Regions from separate parts of the Mus musculus genome. Here region 2 is linked to region 1. The links are chromatin loops, found by intact Hi-C in ENCODE. Cell type or tissue: left cerebral cortex. All regions are shown on one strand. Links, peaks and the distances in the headings refer to the core of each region. The heading gives the core; the rest is flanking DNA. Region 1 has its middle 27 kb from the start of Gm36634. Region 2 has its middle 5.0 kb from the start of Brms1l.

What was found. Peaks named below come from ENCODE experiments on the same cell type or tissue, not always from the same donor. Only the 100,000 strongest peaks of a DNase experiment are listed, where the experiment ranks them.
Region 2: it touches region 1 in a loop (3-fold over the local background); 7 of 42 quality-filtered maps call a loop at or near these places.

What each region holds. Positions count from the first base shown.
Region 1 is chr12:55,516,082-55,524,423 of GRCm38, reverse strand. No RefSeq gene overlaps it. Among named protein-coding and RNA genes, the nearest start is that of Gm36634, 27 kb to the right of the region's middle. In left cerebral cortex, for the core only: a CTCF peak has its summit at 6,279 (motif pointing left); DNase peaks (open chromatin) are centred at 4,182 and 6,243.
Region 2 is chr12:55,827,244-55,835,585 of GRCm38, reverse strand. No RefSeq gene overlaps it. Among named protein-coding and RNA genes, the nearest start is that of Brms1l, 5.0 kb to the left of the region's middle. In left cerebral cortex, for the core only: CTCF peaks have their summits at 1,480 and 4,306; a DNase peak (open chromatin) is centred at 4,301.

The sequences.
Region 1 (8,342 bases), core at 209-8,208:
TCATCCAGATCTTCCTTCTGGGAAAGTCATTCTAGTTCCTGGTTGCAACCAAATTCTTGGTACACATGGAAGCTCTGAACAATCCTAGAGTCTACCTCCCACCCCTACCTCCACCCCATCCCCACTGCATCAAACACAAGGCTGAAGCCTCACCTAGAGGTAGACAATGGAATGCAGCATCAGGCACTCTGACCCTGCATCCTCCGCAGGGATGTGACCCTGTGGTACCTTGCTGATCACATTGCTCATTACCCTCAATGCTTCATCCACCCCAGCATAAAACCTTGGGCACTTCCATTCCCTCTGCTCTTTAAATCCTTCTGGTGACTCACAAGCCACATAAAACCTGCCCAGCAGGGACCCTCTCTTTCGGCATTCAGCCACTTTACTGGGACCTGGGATACTGAGGCCACTAAAGAGCAGCAATGTCCCATCCACTACAGTCTAGGCTGAGGGCTCTGAGGGCACACTGGTCCACTAGTAACCCTGCAATACTCTACCACAGGTACCCTGTTGCAGGGTCCATTAAAACATACAGGGGACAAGTCAGCCTTGAGCCTGGGAGACCTGCAGCCGGCCTTATACCTATCCCTTTGGCAAATTTCCCTTGAAAGAACATGGGACAAACCAGAATAGCACTCTAGTCACAGTGAAGACTAGGAGTCCAGATCAGCAGCGAAGGCCCAGGCAGTAAAGCTTCATATGAAAGCATGCAGCAGTCGACACCTGACTCATTAGAAGTGGCCCTGTCACCACAGGCAACCCTTCTCCACCTCTTCAGGCTTCCCTACCATTAAAGAGCCCATGGGCTTTCAAAGCACCTAACCAAACCAGCCTTTGTCATGTCCCATCCCTGTAACCTGTGAGGTCATAGCTACCCTTTCTGGCTCAGCACATCTGGGCTGACCACACAAGCCAGGCCTGTTTCCACGTCTTCATCCTGTGACTCCATGGGCAAACCAACGGGCTCCAAACCTGGCCCCAGAGGTACACATGCCTAATAAAACCTAAGGAAAATCTTGGAAGATTTTGAGCAAGAATATGAGGTAACAGAAATCAGAGCTTTCTGCAGGTTAAGCTGGCATCTGTAAGGTAGAATTATGGGTAGAAGCTGCTGGATTGTGGGATCAGTGACAGCAATCAAATGTGACATTCTACTGGCCCAATTTTGCAAAGAGGTCATATTAAGGGAAGTACATATAATTAAGGAAAGAAAAGACAACTAAACTCAAGGAAAGTTTACCTATGGGGGGAAAAAAAGCCCTGAGAGAGAGAGAGAGAGAGTCAGAGGTGGGTCTGACGTGACTTAAAAATAGAGGCATGGCAAAGGGAAAGTACGTGTTATCGAAAGCTGGTATTCCTGAGGGGTGGGCAATTTGAGGGATTATTCAGACAAAGCAAACCACTGACATACAGAAAGCTCTAAGCTCCAAGGAGCAACAGAGAATAAACGTTTGACTTCCTTTGTGCATATGTGAATGGGCTTCGTGTGTTTTCCACATTCAAGAACAGCTTAGTAAAGAAAGTAGGCAGAATGGACAAACCACAGAGGAAGAAATCCAAATGGCCACTAAGCCTTTAAAAAGATGTTCAGTAGTAGACTTGGAGCTGGTAAGGATTGACTTCTAAAAATAGAATGCAAGCCCAAGTCAAGGGTGGTATAGCCAGTTACCTTTGTGAACCTCTTAAATCCACAATAAAATATCATATTATATATTATTATATTATATATACTTATATATTAAATGTATAACAAACACATAAATATATGCATAGAGAGACAGACAGACAGAGCACACATAGAGTCGTCCTCAGGTATGTTTAAATATACAGTAGTTCATATTGGGAGTTTCCCAGATCATTCTCCCATTTGTTCACTCGATGGACTGAGATCAAACTGTTAGAATCAAGGTTACACTTTATTACAACAAAGGTAAGAGATTCAAGTCAGCATTGGGCAAGAACTGTACAGAACAGAGCAGAAGAATAAGCACGTACATGTCTTGTGAGCCCCTCCCATTTTAACCCATAGATCACACTGACAAAACTTAACTGTGTATACAGTACTGACCAACAAAGGCTGGTGCCTGAGCCGGGATAGCCCAGGTCAATCCACAGATAGCATCATTTATGAGTCTAGCTAATCTCCAGTTTCACATGCAAGTAGCTGACACAGTAAGGTCCAGATCTACCAAGTGACATAGCCAGACACTGTCTAAAAATAAAAAAAAAAAATTAAAAAAAAAAAACATGCAGACAAAACAGAGAGAAAGGAGGAGAGGAGCAGGGGAGAAAAAAATTAAATTTAAAAAAATAATTAAGCACCCAGATGTTATGAATAGCCCTGGTCCCAGACCCAGAGGAGCAGGCCAATAATCCTTGAGAGCCTGAGACAGAGTCACAAGTTCAAACCAGCCTGGGAAACTCAGGCAGAGCCTGTCTCAAAATTTAAACCTTTGACAAAGCGTGGTACATTTATATCTTGAGTCATAATCTTTACTTAACTATATATAGTTACTAAAATGCATATGTTGGGCCAGGGGTGGGGGTTGGCACACACCTTTAACTCCAGTATTTGGGAGGCAGAGGCAGGCAGATCTCTATAAGTCTGAGGCCAGCATGATCTACATAGCAAGTTCCAGGCCTGCCAGAATCTCTCGGTGACTGTCCTCTGAGACAAGCAAGCAGCTCTTGGGACTTGGATATTCCTGGTTGACATTGAAAAGACAGTGCTCTGCCTTCTTAGCCCCGCCCTGCTTGCAAAAGACCATCCCAGCCAGGCCTGTTGACTGTTTACACCCTCACAGAGGGGTGGGGGGTTTATGAAACCCTCACCTCAGTATCCAGCTGCTCCCTACTACCTTCTGATGTGGTGACAGCTCTGAATTTTCATCTTTAGACTCCCTGTGTGGTTGACTACACCAGCTGATTTTCAGATATTGAACAAGCTCCAAACACCTTAATCACACACACATGACTTAGGGCAGGGGATGGGGCGGGGGGTCGAGTGTATTGCAGAGGAGACTGGGGCAGAGGGTTCCATCTGTGTGACTCCTGGACTGGCAAGGCCTTTCAGGTGCAGTTTATTGGAGGGGAAGGAGCAGGTACCCAGGCCCAGTAAAGAAGCCCAATGAAGTCATTGGTTCCCAAGAGTGAACTGTGACGGAATTGTGGGAGTCAGTATGTCTGTTGTGACCTTTGAAGGAGGGATAGGTGTTATTTACATCCCACACTGAGAAGGGATTTTAGCAATAACCTGTCCAAAAAAAAAAATGGATATCTTGAGAGGCTAAGGAACTGACTCAGTGTGTAAGAGAACTTCCTGTGCAAACACGAAGACTTGAGTTCAAATCCTCAGTACCCAAGCAAAAGCCATGCCAGGTCTTGCCTAAAGCACCTAGGAACCCTATTGTTGCTGTGGGGAAGACAAGAGTATTGATGGGCTTTGCTGGCCTCAGCCTGGCTCCAGGTTCAGTGAGAGACTCAGGCAGAGGGTGAGAGAACAGGATGCCCTCTGGCTTCTACATGTATGTATGCACACACACACACCTCACCATCACATACATGTCAACACGCACACATGCACACACAAAGAATAAAATGCATATGGTGGCCAGGAAAAGAGTTAAGATATAATTGAGCCACATTAGTTCCAGATTCTGTAATTTATATTTGCAAATATTATATAATTCTAATTAAAACTTATTTGTGGCATTAAAACAATTAACTATTTGCCGTCCCTTTTGACTGCTGAGCAGTCAAAAGACGTGCTTCGCCTTCTTGCTCCAGTTCTTGTACAATGGCTGAGTCTCTTTCCGTGCTTTGTTTACTACAGTGTAATTCACACTTCTCTGCTTTTCTTGGCAATGTCAGTATTGAAATTCGCCCCAGTATAATGGCCCAGTGTTCCTATTCATAAAGATCTGATGTGCTTTTCAGAGGAGATGCCTACGTGGTTTCTGTCAGTCATGAGTTATGTATACCGCTGTTGGTCAGGTTCAAAGTGAACGAATTAACAATGTTTATTGGTGGCTCTCAACAGAAATTTGCATAAATTAAGGTTATCTGGCTGTGATCACCAGCTTAGTGTTACTTTTAAAAGACAACGTCCCAAACACTTGACTTATCAAATGAGGACACAAGAGCCAGATGCTGTGGTGAAAGCCTGCTAGCTCAGAGAGGCAGAGAAAGGCCCCAGCTGGGCTTCCCACTCCACCAACGTCCCTGAAGAAATTCCTTCATGCCGTCTAAAATACCCTTCAACTCAGTGTCTCTCCTCTTGACTTCCTGAGTTTTCTTATGGTCACTCCCTGTCACCCGGCTGCTTGCTTCACCTCTTGCCCAAGGGTTGACTTTATTTAATCCTGTTTGCAGAAAGTTCTTGGATTAAAGCTGTGTGCTAGGGCTGAGCCACACCATAACAATAACCAGGTTTTTCCAGTTCACAATCGTGGGGTTCACAATGTGATCAAATCCCGCAGCATCACAGGACCCTCTCTATCCCTGACCTTCCCCAGGAGCAATGATCGTACTCATTGTCATTCTCCATCACACAGACATAGAACTCCGAAAGTAATGAGATAGAAATATACTTGACAGGCAAGTGCTCTGCCACTCAGCTCTATCCGCAGCCTTTGTATATGTATAGACACTATAGAAGGATATATATCATATGAACAGCAGTCGCCTTTGATATGAATGAGGCTCGTTTTAACCCCTTTACACTTTTTTCAGACTTTCAGTAGCAAGGGCAACAAGTGTGATTTATAGAATGGTTTTATGTAAGACCCTGAGAATACAGCATGCCAATTCAAGGCCTTAGCATCATTCAAGACAAAAGGTAGTGGACAAATCAGAGCTGAAGTCTTTAATGGCCCAGTGGTACCACTGACCAGAAGCAAGACCCCAGAACATGAGGACTGGGACTCGACATTTGGAAGAATGAGTGGGAGCCAATACAGAAAAGGCTGTGGTTCTCACTCTTAAAAAAGAAACACTGGCAAGGCATGGTGGCTCATGCCAGTAGTCCCAACTGGGAGTGAGGGGATGAGGCAGGAGGATTGCAACGACTTTGAGGTCATCCTGGGCTCCAGAAGACCCAGGGAACCTGACCCATTTTTTTTAACCTCCAAGAGCACCAGGCATGAAGATGATAGGCATATGCACATGCAGGCAAAATACTCATAAACATAAAATAAAATAAATAAAAATAAAAAGCAATAATATCAAAACCCTTCAGTTTCTTCATTATCAAAGGCAAAGAAGAGGAAATTCTTGTTGGCTGGACCCCTTTTCAGGCATACACAACCTTTACTTTATTATATATACTTTAATTATTATATTACCTTAATCAGAGAGCCATGATTTCCCGCCGCACACTCCCAACAAGATCAGGCCTCGTGATGTTCCCTCATGGGAGAGAGTGGGAAGGTCACCTAAGATTCCCAGCCTGCCTGTCCCCATTTCCAGATAGCAATAATTCTGCCCCCGCTGCAGAGTGGACTCAGAAGGTGCTAAAGTATGTAGAAACAAGGCTAACGGAAGGGTACTCCATCTATGCAGTGATGAGAACACCACCCATCACACACCCTGACTTCAGTGGCGTAACTTTTGGGGGGTCACCTGTGTATCCGTAAGCCCATAAACTGCTTGGTTCACCAATTTAGACATGGGTGGAATCATTGCTTTGCTCTGTCACCAGTGCCCAGTCTGGATTAAGCGCACACAGGAAAGTTAACGCAAGTCAGCTCATCAAGCCAGCTCATCGACAAATGAAGCTTGTTGGCCATCTGGGAGCTGAGAGGGATCAAGAATGCCTGGTTTGTTCCCACATTGGTAATGAAGCTGCCATGGACCACACCATCACCCCGCCCCTCACCACGATGCAGTGGGCCAGTAAATGTATTGTTTGAAAAATCGATGCGCAGAGCAGTTTTGTTTTGTTTTTAGGGGGTGGGCGCCTGCAGTCCGGTGACAGTCTCACCCCAATCTCCCTTTGGGGAATCTGTGTTGTCAACACTCCACCTCACATTACTCACAGGCTGCAGCAGCTGTGGCAGCATTTTTTTTTTTTTTTCATTGTTGGTTAGTTTTCTCCCTCCCTCCTCCCCTCCAGCCTCCTATTTATGCCAATTCTTCTTTTGTGAGAGATCCCTCGGGGCTTCATTAATTACTCAATCCAGCCCATGGGTCACCACAGCTGCTTCAGGGGCAGAGTGCGGTCCTACAGCAGAGACCCAGGAAGGCCATTGGAATGTGGCGCGGGAGAGGGCGCCCACTACTGGCAGCTCGAGCAAACTGCACACAACCTGCTAAGCAGCAGTTCTCCTGAGCCCTGTAAAGAACCCATGGCTGTCCTTGGCTTTTCCACAAGGTCCTTAACTCGAGTGTTAAAAACACTTAGCACCGGTGGACTCCAGAACATGAAGGCTAATCCAACGGAAACCCTTAGAAAAAAAAAAATCAGACAAATCTTGAGGTCAGATGCAACGGAGTTACCGTATACAGTGACTCCAAAAACCAGAGGAATTAATTTTCTGATAGAATGCCACTGGATTTTAGTAAGAAAGAACTACAGGAAAAACCTAAGATCAAATGCATCACTCGAGAGAACACAAAGCAATTAAGGCAAGAGAAAAAGAGGACGGCGGCTCCAGAGGAAATGGAAGCAGGGTGCTCTTACGCTCTGGATGATCGCAGGCCAGGCCCTCTTCAGAGGAAACGGTTTCATTAACTAAATGGCTTGGAAGCTCTTAACACGGATGAATCAGGGAGAACGTGTTTCTGGGACAGAGAAGGAAAGAGTTTGATTTTTAAAATGGGAACCAAAAATAATTCTTCCAAGACAGAATTTTCTTATCTAAAAACCAGTTTGGAAAAAAATTAAAGTTATTCAATAAACCTACCCATGGGCAAAGTGTATGAACACACACACACACACACATGAACACACACACACCCCAAATCACTAAGAGATACCCAACTTCCCTTATAATTAAGCAAGTAAAAATTAAGACAATAGTATGATCTTATCAGATTAGTGAAGATTTAACAAACTAAGTATGTTCAAGGTCAACCAAAGAGCTACAGATGTAGTTCAGCAACGGCCAGAGTTCCATCCCAGCCCCTGACTGAATAGGGGGAAGAGAACACAAATTTAAAACAAACAAACAGTTTGTTCGGTGGTGGCGCACGCCTTTAATCCCAGCACTCGGGAAACAGAGTCAGGCAAATCTCTGAGTTTGAGGTCAGCCTGGTCTACAGAGTGAGTTCCAGGACAGCCAGGGCTACACAGAGAAACCCTTTCTTGAAATAAATAAATGGATGAATAATGAAACCTTTTGTTTAGATTGCTAATTAGTATAACTTTCGTTTCTAAGGAAATGTAACAATTTACATTGCATTTTTTGTTCCTCTCCTTTAATTCAACATTTCTGTTTCTACTATGTTTAATAAATGTGTGTGTGTGTGTGTGTGTGTGTGCGCGCGCGTAAACGTGTACTTGTGTGTCTAAATTCAGGTACATGCATGCCACAGTGCACTGTGGAGCTCAGAGCAACCTGACTTGTCTACCTGGAGACCAGCCCTCCACTGTATACTCCAGGCCACCTGGCCAATGAGTTCCCAGGAACTCTCATGTCTCCACTGCCTATCTTCCCACAGAAGCACTAGGGTTAGAGATGCTCACTAATCCAGATTTTACCCAGATGCTAGGGATGTCATTTCAGGTCCTCACACTTGAGTAGTCTTGGTTACTTCTCCAATTCTGCAAAGAGACACAATGGCCAAGGCAACTTATAAAAGAAAGCGTTTACTTGGGGGCTTGCTTAGTTTCAGAGAGTCTAGGACAGTCGTGGTGGGGAACAGAAGGCAGAAGGCAGGTAGGCTCGGTGCTAGAGCAGTAGCCAAGAGTTTACATTTTATCCACAAACGCACAGTAGAAAAAGAGAGGCTGGGCCAGGCTTGGGTATTAGAAACCGCAAAGACCACACTGAGTGGCACACCTCCTCCAGCACCTCCTAAGCCTCCCTTAATAGTCCACCAACCAGGAACCAAACATTCAAATATGTTAGCCTATAGGAGTCATTCTCATTCAAACCACCACACACAGCAAGTGCATTCATCAATAACCCATCCACCCAGGCCTCCTCCTCATCCTCCTCCTCCTTCTTCTTCTTCTTCTTTTGGTTTTTTTTTTTTTTTTTTTTTTGGTTTTTCGAGACAGGTTTTCTCTGTGTAGCCCTGGCTGTCCTGGAACTCACTTTGTAGACCAGGCTGGCCTCGAACTCAGAAATCCACCTGCCTCTGCCTCCCAAGTGCTGGGATTAAAGGCGTGCGCCACC
Region 2 (8,342 bases), core at 82-8,081, 310 kb before region 1:
GATCACTTTCACTCTTTATCAGGTTATCTTGGTAAATTCACTGCATGGATTTGCTGAGTTCAATTTTTAGTTTAATAGCCCTAAGGTAGGAGTCGGTATTATGTCCATTTTATCAACAAAATATATGGTTAAAGTATTAAAGGGACACCAGGAAGTAGAATGAAACTTAGCTGTCCTGGAACTTGCTCAGTAGGCTGACCTTGAGTTTAGTGATCTGCACGGCTCTGTCTCCTGGGATTAAAGGTATGTTCCATCACACATAGACTTAAATTTAGCTGAGTGGGATCTGTTATCTCCTAAAACAAAAGATTTTGCTCTGTTCTACTTCCCGGTGTCCCTTTAAATATTTTTCCTTTCTCAGCTTGCTCATTTTCTTACAGGTTCAGAGGTTCTGTCCATTACCATCAAGGCGGGAGCATGCCAGCATCCGGAGGAGCTGAGGGTCCTACATCATCTTATTCAGACTGGCTCCCAGGGAGCTAGGATGAGGGTCTTAAAGCCCATGCCCACAACGACACACTTGCTCTAACACCTACTGCAGCAAGGCCACACCTCCTAATAGTGCCACTTCCTGGGCCAAGCATATACAAACATCACCATCACCACCATCTTCCACACTTCAGACGCTCTCATGTTCCACCAGACGATGGCTCATGTTCCACCAGACGATGGCTATGCTCCGTCCTTTTTTTCTTCTTTTCCTAGCAGTCTATATTCAGCCAATGTGGGTCACTTATAAGATTGCAAGTTCCTTGAGAACAAGGGTTGTTTTAATCAAGCATGAAAATAAAAGACAAAGCAAAGTTACTGTGGGGGCAGCTACTATGTTGCAACCAGGCAGTTGATAGGATCTGATAATTTTAGCCTAACAATATCAGGCCTTCCAAATCTGCAAGAGAAACTAAAACTGTGACTTCTGTACAGAATGTCAAGATACAAACACTGCCTCAGATGAAGTGGGGTTTTTTGTTGTTGTGAGCATGTTTGTTGAGACAGTCTTGCTGGCCTTGAGTTCATAGCATGGCCTCATCTTCCTTAGAGCTGGGATATTGGCCTGTACTACCACTCCTGGCCTTGGGGTTCTGTTTCTTAAATGCAGATCAAATAAAAACAGCTGTTGGCAAAAGTCCTTGGCCCCAGCTAATCTTTGTTTTATCAGTAACCAGAGAATGTGTGCTAAATAGTACTGAGATTTCTGGTCGCCCTTATGCCTTGTACTGCTAGGTACTTTAAGTAAATCAGTCCATTTAATCTCTACACAAATCTGAGAGTTAACTTTGCAGAGGAGACAACTGAGGCACAGAGCAGTTAAACTACCTCACCAAGGTCATACAGGTAATAAATAACCGGTCTCAGATTTGAATGTAAGTAGTGTGGCCTCAAAGCTTGCAGGCACTCTCATGGCATACAGTGGTCCTCAAGTGGGTGCTTTCTGCTTCTCCTGCTCAAAGGTAAACAGAAGGAGCCAAGCCTGGTGGCTTACACCTGTAATTGCAGCAACTCCAGGGGCTGCGACAAGAAATTTGTCTCAAATTCGAGGCCAGGCTCAGACATAAGGAAGTAAGAGAGAAGAGGCATGGATTCAAGCCACGCTTCTCTTAATAACCCAGCAGTAAACTCGGCAAAACATAGAATCTCGCCGGGCGTGGTGGCTCATGCCTTTAATCCCAGTACTTGGAAGGCTTGAGGCAGGCAGATTTCTGAGTTCAAGGCTAGCCTGGTCTACAGAGTGAGTTCCAGGACAGCCAGGGCTACACAGAGAAACCCTGTCTCGAACCCCCCCCCCCAAAAAAAAAAAAAAAAACGAAGAATCGCTGGTCAGTTATAAAATAAGAAGTTTCTATGATCTTAACTTTAAATTCCTTTCAAAGTCTCAGACTCTTGTCATAGGCTCATAAGATAACTCAGCAGGTAAAGTCTTGCTGCAAAAGTATGACAACTGGAGTCCTCACACCAGAATTCATGTAAAGACCAGGCCAGCACAACAGCCTACATGGGATCACAGTGCTAAGGAAATGGACAGAGAATTCTGGGCTATCTAGCCAGCTGAACCAGTGAGTTCTGGGTACAAGAGAGAGAGAGCCTACCTCAATGTCTATGGAGGAGAGCAATAGAGAAAGATGTTCAATATCAACTTCTGGTCTTGATAAGTACCTACAGACACATGTGAACATACATACCTGTGTTGGCTGGTCTTATGTCAAGTTGACACACAAACTAAAGGTATCTAAAAGGAGAGAAACTTAACTGAGAAAATGCCTCCATAAGACATGGTTGTAGAGCATTTTCTTAATTAGTTATCAATGGGGGAGGGCCCAGTCCATTGTGGGTGGTCTCAGCCCTGAGCTGGTGGTCCTGGGAGCTATAAGAAAGCAGGCTGAGTGAGCCAGGGGAAGCAAGCCAGTAAGCTGCACCCTTCCATGGCCTTTGAATCAGCTCCTGCCTCCAGCTCCCTGCCCTGCTTGAGTTCCTATCCTGACTTCTTTAACATGGATATAGAAGTGTAGGCCAAATAAACCCCCTTCCTCCTCAACTTGCTTTTTGGTTCTGGTGTTTTGTTACAGCCATAGAAAAACCTAAGACAATACCATGCATACTACCCCCAAAAAGTTTTAAATTTTTCCTATTTTTTAAGATTTTACTTTTACTTATGTGTTCAAGTTTATCCCTGATTTTATCCTTCCTGTGTTTTCCCTGCAGAACCTACAGTGGTTGGTTTTGTTGTTGTTGTTGTTGCTATGTTATCTATTAATTTATTTATTTTGTGAGTGTTGCTATTCATTTATTTATTTATTTATTTACTTACTTACTTATTTAGTGAGTCTCTCTGTATAACTCTGGATGGCTAGAACACATGATGCAGACCAGGCTGGCCTCACACTCACAGAGATCACCTGCCATTATTTCCTACACTCTGAATGCTAAGATGAAAGAGCCAGCCACCAGGCTCCAATTATAGTGTCCTTTAACTATTAGATATGTGTGTGTGTGTGTGTGTGTGTGTGTGTGTGTGTGTGTGTGTGTAAGCTATTATAAGCTATTTGGGGTTTGGGGGATTTTTTGTTTGTTTTTGTTTTTTGTTTGTTTTTGTTTTTTATTTTTTGTTTCTCTGTGCAACCCTAGCTGTCCTGGAACTGACTCTGTGGATCAGGCTGTTTTCAGACTCAGAGATCTGTCTGCTTCTGCATCTTGAGCACTGAAACTAAAAGTGTACACCACTACTGCCCACCTTTTCCCAGACCTAATGACTGATAAACATATGAATATTAATCAGGCACCTCTTAACAGGCATTTGGATTGCCTTTACTATTAGAAATATTCTTATTTTGTTAAGGGGACTATTATTGTTCAAAGTGTTTGGTAACCATTTTGACAAATGACCCAGAGCAGACATAGTATCAGAATTAGGACAAGGTTTGTGTCTTTTCTTTTCTTCCTTCCTTTTTCTTCACCCACACTTGAAAGATCCTGTCAATATGAGGTATGAATCTGTCAAACAGGTACAATGATGCTAGAATATATACACCCCCACCCACTTTGTAGTATTTGTGAGTTTAGAGTAAATGAAAACTTAATTTTATTATATTTTTAAAGTATATTCTAAGTCTTATAGTAGCAAATTGTAATTCCAGTTTTTACTTTCTATGGCACAGACTTGATAAACTGAAGGCTTTGAAGAGGGAATCCCCAAATTGTACCAGTCATTTTCATGTGCTACATATACTGTATAAAGTAATATATGCATATATATATATATATACATATATATGTATGTATATATATTTATATATATATATACATATATATATATAGGGTACATACACAATTCCCCTTTTCCTAAAGGAACACAATGAATGCAACATATAACTTTTATAATCCTCAAAAGATAAAAGTTAGTTGCCTGAATGAACACTGTTACACGGATCTTTTAGATCAGGGGTAATGTTAACACAGAGACTGTCATAGGGAGGGGGAAACATTACAACTTTTATTTGCTGGCCAATAAAAAACTGTTCAACTTCCTTAACAATCAAGGAAACACAAATCAAAACCACACTGAGATTTTACCTCCTACCAGCCAGAAAACAAACAGCTAATGTTAGTGAAGATGTAGGGGGCTGACAAATTCTTCCGAAATGCTGGTGGGAATGCAGAGTGATGCAGCCACTACAGAAAGCACTGCAGAGGTTCCAAAGGCAAGCAGACAAAACAAAGCAAAAGGAGAGTTGTAGGGTGAGCTGGGTGTGGTGATGTGTGCCTGTATCCCAGTTCTCAGCAAGCAGATCCAATTCCCAAATCTGCCACGTGGTGGAGCTGAGACACCAGTCACACACAATCTCCAAATTTGTCACTGCTGATGGACCAAAGTCAGAGTTTGAAACTAAGAAAAACTAACAGAGGTTGTGACTAACAACTAGTACCAAAATTTCATCATATCAACTGTAAGACAGAGCTTCAGAGAACTACATTAAGATAAGACTAATTTTTGTGTCAGGCTAACCTGGAATTTACTAGGTAACCCAAGCTGACCTCAAACTTATGATCTGCCAGCCTCAGACTCCCATGTGCTCGGATTACAGGCATGAGCTATAATATGCCCAACACTGTATATATATATATATATATATATATATTTTTTTTTTAATGGAAGTAGTGGAAAATACATTAAAATATCCTAACATAACTTACTATTTTTGATTAAGACTTTCTTCTCTGGGGACAGGTTGAGTACATACATGGTTTAATGGGTAAAATGCATGTTGTGCAAGCATGAGGACCCGAGTTCAAATCCCCAGCACCCATATAAAAGAGCTGAACACAGCAATGTACTCCTGTAACCCCAAAGCTAGGGAGCTGAGAAAGGAAGATCCTGGTGGCTCGATGTCCAGTCAGTCTAGCCAATTGGTTAATTCCAGAGTTAGTAAGAGACCCTGCCTAAAATAGTAAGGTGGAGAGCAATAGAGGCAGATACTCAACTCCGTCTCTGACTCTATACATGCATTTTATGGGCAACTGCACACACATGCATATACTCTACACACAGGCATACACACCCACACACAGAGTGGGGAGGGGAGAAGGAGAGAGGGAGAGGAAGGTGTGGTGGCTCATGCCTATAATCTCTTTGAGAGGTTGAGGCAGGAGGATTTCCTAGAGTTGTGGGCCATCCTGGGTTAAATAGTGAATTCTAGGCCAGCCTGAGCTAGAGAAAGATCCTGTCCCCTGAAATTCCTTGTTTGTATTCATTAACATACCATTTGCTGAATGTGTTTTGTGTAGCAGGTGTGAGAATTTCAGGAGATGACCTGAACAAAATAGGCACTGCTTCTCTTCAGAGACCTTCAAGGAAGGAGCAGAACGAGGAATCAGACAGCTCTGGCAACCCAGGGGAGCTTTCTGATGTATTATAAGAACAGGCCTTTGTTTCCAATGATAAGACTCAGTCTTCGCAGGGCTGGGGATATAGCTCAACTGTAGGGCAATGGATAGATAGCCTTGCATGTCTCCCATGTGCAAGGTCATTAGGTTCAGTCCCTACCTTAGACAAAATTCTTACCAATTCCCTGTGAAAACTAGGAATTCAGAAAACCATAATAGCATGCTATCATTGTAGGCTTCTCGTACTTAAATAATTTTCTGAGATCTATGATTGTTTGATATTATTTAAGAAATTTAACCTCAGATACCCTAATGTGTAGTTCTTAACCAAATGAAAAATGTACAGTGTTACAGAGCTTTGCATACAGAGAGGATATATTTAAGGGTTTTTTAAAGGATTTTATTGGAGAGAGCAGAGAACATTTGCCTGTGTGCTTTCATATCCCCTATTACAACTCATCTTCACAAAACTGCCACTTTTGAACTTTTTAGTGGGATAGTCACAATTATTAACAGGAGTTATCAAAATAGCCCCCTCTTTCTGATTGCATAGAGACAAAGGGACCAGGGTTTGTTTGTTTTTTTTTTTTCTCTCACACACTTTAAGCAAAGAATTGTATCACATGATAAGAATCTAGCTGACTTCTATTTGGACATAAAAGAATTTGGGGGTAAGTTCAACAATAGCACTTTCCTAACTAAATACCTTTGTTTAGAAAGGATTTCGAGGAGCTGGGACTGTGGGTCAGTTGGTAGAGTTTTCATACATGTGCATCCGGGTTCAATCCCAGTAGTGCAGAAGGCAGTGTGGCATTGGGCGCTTGGATTCTGCTTCTCGTGAGGTGTGAGCAGGAAAGTCAGAAGTTCTAGATCATTCTTGGCCGCGTACACATTTGAAGCTGGCCTGGGATACAGAACATTCTGTCTCAAAAAAAAAAATGTTTAGCATTCTGTCATCTCAGGTGAACAATACAATGTCCATATGAGTGTTTAAAAGATATAGACTCCTTATTGCCTTTTTCTCCTATTCTGTGAACTGCATTCTTACTTCAACTGAATGTCATATTCTGATATTTTAAGGCTTTAAAAGTAATCGAATTTCCACAGTTCATATTACTCCTGGTCTTAGTCAAAGGCATGACATAGAAGTGGTCTCACAAGTGACACAGATGAAAATGAGACATTAAAAATATGAGGCCGGGCATGTAACTTAGTGTTGGAAAACCAAGGGTTTTGGTTTGTTTCCCCCCCCCACACACACACACTTTAAGCAAAAGATAGTATGACATGATTAGAATCTAGCTTTTGTGTGAACAGCACAACTTACATATTATAAGAATAGGTCTTTGTTTCTGATGGTAAAATTTAGTCTGCATTTGTCAAGCTGTGGCCTTAAAGGGCACCTGCACTCACATGCACACACCAGCATATAAATACACATACATGCATATCATTAAAAATGATAAAAGTAAATTAAAAAAATGCAGAGGCCAGGTATGGTGGTGAGTGCCTTGTAGTACCAGGAGTTGCAAGGCAGAGTCAGATGGATCTCTGGGAGTTCAAAGCCAGCCAAGACTAACAACGAGACCCTGCCTGAAGATGAATGAATGAATGAATGAATGAATGAATGAAGAGAGTAACTGAGGAAGGCACTTAACAGTCAACCTTCTGTCATCATAGCATGTGAACACGGACAGAGAAATATACACAAAAGATGACTGCACCAGCTTTTGTTAATTAAAAACAAAAGCTGATGTTTTTTTGATAAAAGAAGCATATGCCTTTTGTAAAGAAAACAGAAACAAAGAAATTCTACTTTGTAAACACAGCCACTATTTGGGAGTAGTTTTTCCAGTCTTTTTTTTCTAGTTAGTAAACAAATATAATTTCTCTCAAAATTGATAATGTACATATATTTTCACTTGTATCCACTTTTGTTTGCAGTGCTAGGGACTGAACCACATGTCCATCATTTTCAGTCTAACATTGCCAGGCCAGGAAGCGTCTTAGGGGGTCAAAAAGATGGCTCAGAAGGTAAGCCAATCAGTAAGACAAGCCTGATGAGCAGAATTCATCCCTTGGAATCCACATGGTGGAAGGTGAGTACTGACTCCCATAAATTGTGCTCTGTCCTCCACACACGTGCATATAAATGCATACACCCAGAAACACGTGTAAAATAAACAAAAGTCTTCATAGCTGGGTGTGATGGTGTATATTGATAACTACAGCACCAAGAAGCATGAGGCAGGGGGATTGAGAGTTCAAGGCTAGCCTGGGTTACATAGTAAAACTTTGCCTCAAAAGCAAGACCCCCTAAAGTTATACAGGCAATTGCTGCTGCTATTGGTTGCTCATCAGGAGCAGATGGGAAGGCCCTGCTGCTGAAGACAGCCACATGCATTTGTTGCAGGTATCCAGCTAGCACCGGGCTGGAAGCCATCCTCACTCCTACTCTGGCCTAGCTCTTAGGTGTTATGCAGGCTTCTGGGGGAGAACCGCTTGGGAGGGGAGTTAAAATTTATTTATTTATTTATTTATTTACACCCCAAATACTGCCCTCCCAGTCCCCCCTCTCCGCCCCGCTACCCCAACCTCCTCCTCTGAGAGAGTGAGGCCCCACTTTTGATATCCCCCCACCCTGGTGTAACAACTCTCTGTCAGATTTGGCACATCATCTCCCACTGAGGCCAGACAAGGCAACCCCAGTAAGACAACAGCTTTATGGAGAGCCTCGGTTCCAGTTGTTGGGGGGCCCACATGGAGACGGAGCTGCGTGTCTGCTACGTATGCCCCAGGGGCCTCATTGCAGCCTATGTGTGTTCTTTGGTTGATGACCTAGTCTCTGAGAGCTCCCAGAGGTCCCGGTCAGTTGACTCTGTTGGTCCTCCCGTGGGGTGCCCATCCTCTTCCTGCCTTAGTCCTTCCTTCGGGGGAGCATTGTAATCAAGAGCCTTATTCAG